2 separate regions of the Mus musculus genome follow, and region 2 is linked to region 1. Evidence: chromatin loops called from intact Hi-C (ENCODE). Cell type or tissue: left cerebral cortex. All regions are shown on one strand. Links, peaks and the distances in the headings refer to the core of each region. The heading gives the core; the rest is flanking DNA. Region 1 has its middle 18 kb from the start of n-TAcgc3. Region 2 has its middle 11 kb from the start of Oprd1.

Region 1 (2,806 bases), core at 22-2,521:
TATGGGGGCTCCAAAGCTGGCTGTTGTCAGGAAGTTGCTTGGCTTGGAGTCCTAAGTGCCTGGCATGTTGAGAGATGGGCATTTGGCATCTGGAAGGTTGCTGGAGCCGCAAGTGCCCTGGCTGAGCTCCTACCTGCTAGAACACAGTCCAAAGGCCAGCTGCCATCGCTCTGTATCTATACTTAGATCCCAAACTTAGAACTGCAGCGCCATACGAAGCCAGCTGCGGAGACTCTAAACCCTAGACAGTGAGGTTCCCTGTTAGACCCCGACTTTGGTACTTATATACAAACCATGTGTGGAACAGAGTCTGGAGTGTAGCTCAGCAGTTAGAAGCAGGAACCACTCTTCCAGAGGACCTGAGTTCAGTTCCCAGCACCCAAATCAAGCAGGTTACAACTGCCTGTAGTTTTAGGGAATCTCACCCCTCTGTCCTCTGCAGGTTTCCCCAGATGTGTCAGGATCTCATGATGTAGCCCAGGCTAGCATCAAGCTCACAATGTAGCCAAGGGTGTCCTTTAATTTCTGACCCTCCTTCCTCCACCTCCCAAGTGCTGGAATCATAGGTGTGTACCACCACACTAGCTCACAATTATTCATTCACTGCCTATTCCTTTATGTTACTTCTGGCCCTAGGTGGGCAATGCTCATTGGCAGGAGTGATGCAGAGTCAGGATGTGGTCCCTCATTCTGAGCTTGTAGATGGGCTCCTGAGACCAGGACAGTGGGTTTGAGGCTCTGGATGCAGGCAGCTTGAGAGTTCAAACTGGAGTCACCATGAGCTGATGAGGGACCTCAGCAGCTGAAGATGCTGTCAGTCATGTTCAAGCCGTGACGTCACATTATGATGCTGCCATCTATGAAGTTCATACTGGAGAGCTGTTTAATCCAGCTACAAAAGAGAAAAAAACAAAACAAAGTGAGGCAGGGGGTGGTGGTAGCACATGCCTTTAATCCCAGCACTGGGGAGGCAGAGGCAGACAGATCTCTGAGTCTGAGGCCAGCCTGGTCTACAGAGTGAGTTCCAGAACAGCCAGAACTTCATAGAGAAACCCTGTTTCAAAAAAAAGGGGGGGGGCTGGTGAGATGGCTCAGTGGGTAAGAGCACCCGACTGTTCTTCCGAAGGTCAGAAGTTCAAATCCCAGCAACCACATGGTGGCTCACAACCATCTGTAATGAGATCTGATGCCCTCTTCTGGTGCATCTGAAGACAGCTACAGTGTACTTACATATAATAAATAAATAAATAAATAAATAAATAAATAAATAAATAAATAAATAAATCTTAAAAAAATAAAAAAGCTTAAGTGAAGTTTATGATTTTTGTTTTGGGCTACATGTGATCCACAGGCAGCTCTAGGAGGCCCTGTCCAGGATCTAGTCCCGCATCAGCACCAGGAGGAGCCCATGATGCACAGCCAACAAACACTCTCACTTGTACCAGCTTCATAACTGCTCTCAAACTGACTAGGAAACAGATGTTATTATGAGGTTCAGGGGAGAGGATGGCCTCTCTTGATGATTCCAGGAGGAACACATCTTATGTCTATTTCTTCTCTCCACCTCCTAAGAGGGAACACTAATTACTCAGAGAGACTTCGGTGGTATTTCCTGTGCCAGGGTCTGTGCCTTTTAACATTGGTATCACACACATATGAAACATCTAAAACCCTACCATGATATTGGCAGGCCCATCTCACATCCATCTCTTCCTGCCTTGAAGGCCGACTGGTCTGTGATACCCGACACCTTTCAGGTCTTTGCTACATAATCTTGGGAAAGAGTCTCAGCCTGTTGCCTTTAGACTTTAGAGGCCAGATGGGTGGGGTGGCACAAGCAGAAAGGTGAGGCAGGAGGATGTCTCATTCAAGGATAGCCTGGGCTTCATGGTGTGATACTGTCTCAAGAACCTAGAGAGAGAAAGAGAGACATAAGACAGAGACAGAGACAGAAAACGAAAAGAAGCTGGATATAGTGACTCAAGCCTGTAATCCTAGCACTTACTGGAGTAGGAGAATTACTATGAGTTTGAGGCCAGCCTGTGCTCCAGATTGAGACCCTGTGTGGAAGGAACCCAAATTAACAAAAGGACAACAGCCCACAAACAGACAATAATGACAAAGATAAAGCTCACTTGGTGAGAAACTGAGAACATTTAGAAAGAACCAGGGAGCCGGGCGTGGTGGCTCACACCTTTAATCCCAGCACTTGGGAGGCAGAGGCAGGCGGATTTCTGAGTTCGAGGCCAGCCTGGTCTACAAAGTGAGTTCCAGGACAGCCAGGGCTATAGAGAGAAACCCTGTCTCAAAAAAAAAAAAAAAAAAAAAAGAAAAAGAAAAAGAAAAGAAAAGAAAAGAAAGAAAGAAAAAACCAGGGAATGAGAGCCCTTGCATGATTTGGTCATGGAAGCTTCCAGCACGCATGAGTAGCAGATGGGAGTCTTTCATTACCTTGTGTACTGGCTAGTTTTGTGTCAACTTGACACAGCTGGAGTTATCACAGAGAAAGGAGCTTCAGTTGAGGAAATGCCTCCACGAGATCCAACTGTAAGGCATTTTCTCAATTAGTGATCAAGGGGGAAAGGTCCCTTGTAGGTGGGACCATCTCTGAGCTGGTAGTCTTGGTTCTATAAGAGAGCAGGCTGAGCGAGCCAGGGGAAGCAAGCCAGTAAAGAACATCCCTCCATGGCCTCTGCATCAGCTCCTGCTTCCTGACCTGCTTCCTTGGTGATGAACAGCAGTATGGAAGTGTGAGCTGAATAAACCCTTTCCTCCCCAACTTGCTTCTTGGTCATGATGTTTGTGC
Region 2 (2,806 bases), core at 80-2,579, 48 kb before region 1:
CTCTGGAAAAGTGTCACACATGAAAGGCAGAAAGAGCTGAAACCATGTGGGGGGGGAGGGCCTGTAGTCAGACTGCCTACTGGCCGCAAGTCTGCAGGGCTGCATGTAGAGACAACAGCCATGTCAACAGATTCAGCAAGAATTGAAGGTCAGAGGAGACCACTACAGAACTGGCAGCCGTTGAGAGGCAGAAACAGGCCCAGCAAGATGGCTTGGCAGGAAAGGCTACTAAGCCTGCCAGCCAGTTTGAACCCTGGGTCTCACAGGGCAGAAGGAGAGAACCAACCCTCCCAGATTGTCCTCTGACCTGGGATATACATGCCTTATGCACTACACATATATACTATACAAACACACACACACACTACACACATATACCACACACACAAGATATAAGTAAAACAATTTTTTTTTAAAGATAGAAAAAGAGAGTAGTCAAGAATTAGTCTCAGGGATTACAGAGATGGCACAATGGTCAAGAGCAGTAGTTGCTCTTCCAGAGGACCCAGGTTCAATTCCCAGCACCCACATGGGAGTCTGTAACTCCAGTTTTAGGGGATCTGACGCCCTCTTCTGACCTCCACTGGGCACCATGGACACACGTGGTGCACAGAAATACATGCAGGCAAAACACTCATAACTGTAAAAGGAAAGAATGAACCTCTCTTTTGCATTTTGTTTTGCTTCTAATTTTCTTGAGACAGGGTCTCTTTGTGTAGCTGGCCTGGGATTCACCCTGTAGACTAGCTATCTCTGCTTCCCCAAGTGCTTGGATTAAAGGCATTCACCACCACTGCCCAGCCAGTTTTGTTTTTTGTTTGTTTTTCAAGACAGGGTTTCTCTGTGTAGCCCTGGCTGTCCTGGAACTCACTTTGTATACCAGGCTGGCCTCGAACTCAGAAATCCGCCTGCCTCTGCCTCCCAAGTGCTGGGATTAAAGGCGTGCGCCACCATGCCCGGCGCTAGTTTTGTTTTTAATATAGTATTTTTATTGTCTTTAAGGATTTCCTACATACACACAGTGGATCTTAATCATAGTCTCTCCTTGAGTCTCAGATCCTACCGTCAGCAACCAGATGGTAGGCGCCAATCTTATATTTTTTTTCTCTCGTTTGTTGGATGCTCTCCTGATCTCATCCAGGCTCTGAAGATGTCCAACTCTCTGGCGATGAGATGAAATAAGGAAATCTGACCTCGGTATCAGGGATGCTGTCGAGAGAAGCTACTGATGTGCAAGTGCTCTGGGAAGCCAAAAGTGCTTTGCAAGTGAGAGTGGTTATTATTTTATGGTCATCTTCACATTCCTCTTCCCTCCAGGGGCTCACAGATGGAGGTGGACTGAAAGGCAGCCCAGGGGAGCTGCTAAGAGGCAAGCCAGCTGCTGTATTTTGCACCAGGCAGATTTGTCTTTCTGGCAGGTGGGAGCCACATTCCCACGTACTAAATTGCTAATAGCTTCCCCGGGGAGTTTCCTTTCAGCTCTGACTACTGCAGTGATTGCTGTTGCTCCCGTGGCTGACTGACGCCTTCTGATGCCCTGGGCTGGCCCCGGATTTCCCATCCAGTTTTGGGTTTTGCCCCTGAAGTTAGGGATGGTGTTAAACACCAAGCCCAGCCCAAAGTTTTCAGTTAGATTTGGAGGGCTTTTGTCTGCTCTGTACTGTAACAGAGGTGGAGGTGTGATGTTCACGTCTAAACCCCCAGCACTTAGAAGACAAAGGCAGGGGGAGTGTGAGTTCAAGGCCAACCCTGGCTACACAGTCAGAATGCCCCACCCCCAAAACAAAGAGTGGGAACAAACACAAGGATTTCCTGGTTTCCAAGGGAGTGATCCCCTATATACTGGAGAGAGAGGGTGGTCAGAGGCAACCAGCTTTGCTCTGGGAGGTAGGAGCCTAGGTGTTGGGGTCACACACATTTGGCACCTCTGCCAAGAGCTGAGCTGAGATTTCCAGTCAACCTGATAAGGCCAAAATCCTCATAGCCATTCAGGTAAACCTGGAGATGAGAAGAGTTTACTACTACTCCTCCTCCTCCTCCTCCTCCTCCTCCTCCTCCTCCTCTTCCTCCTCCTCCTCCTCCTCCTCCTTTTGGTACAAGGGATTGAACTCAGGGCCTGATGAAAGCCAGACAGGTGCTATGTAATATATCCATAGCTCGGGAGCAAGATATCTGTAGAAGTTGGCTTGGGCAGGCAGGAGACCCAACATCTACCAAAGGAATGATAATAGCAGACGCTCATGCCTACCTGGCTTCAAACCCCACACCTGGTGGAAAGATTTATTTATTTCAGCTTCTGGCTTCACCTGTGACAGAGCGTGATGGTGGGCAGTGTGTGGGAAGCTGGGATGCAGAAAGAAAAAAGCTAACTAGGCCAGGGCAAAAATCTCTCCTTTGCTGGGTAGTAGTGGTACACCTTTAATCCCAGCACTGCTGGGGTCCAGCTTGGCATCCAGTTTGGGTACATGGGGAAGGTAGCTGGGGGGGCATTAGTGATCAGGGCCAAAGCTGTTGACTTTTGACTCTGTCTCTATCTCTAGAGCCAGAAGCTGATGTCTTCTGGCAATTTAACTTTTTCTTGCTATTCCAGGTCCCAAAGCAGCTGGCTCCTGGCAATTAACTTCTACTGATAGCAGCAGGGGAAAATAGATACTTGGATTCTCTCTCTTTGACTGAGGTCTCTCACTGGCCAGGCAAGAGGCCTGGAGTTCCTTAACTCTTTGTGAGCCAGAGAGAAAAGGAAAGAGAGGAAAAGAGAGAAAGTTGAGGCGTACACAGAGACACACACAGCAGATGAAGCCGAAGG

What was found. A loop is a pair of places that touch in the nucleus more often than their neighbours do. Peaks named below come from ENCODE experiments on the same cell type or tissue, not always from the same donor. Only the 100,000 strongest peaks of a DNase experiment are listed, where the experiment ranks them.
Region 2: it touches region 1 in a loop (1.9-fold over the local background); 3 of 42 quality-filtered maps call a loop at or near these places.

What each region holds. Positions count from the first base shown.
Region 1 is chr4:132,105,763-132,108,568 of GRCm38, reverse strand. No RefSeq gene overlaps it. Among named protein-coding and RNA genes, the nearest start is that of n-TAcgc3, 18 kb to the left of the region's middle. In left cerebral cortex, for the core only: CTCF peaks have their summits at 1,076 and 1,276; no DNase peak of the experiment used is centred there.
Region 2 is chr4:132,154,109-132,156,914 of GRCm38, reverse strand. No RefSeq gene overlaps it. Among named protein-coding and RNA genes, the nearest start is that of Oprd1, 11 kb to the right of the region's middle. In left cerebral cortex, for the core only: no CTCF peak of the experiment used is centred there; DNase peaks (open chromatin) are centred at 1,122 and 1,382.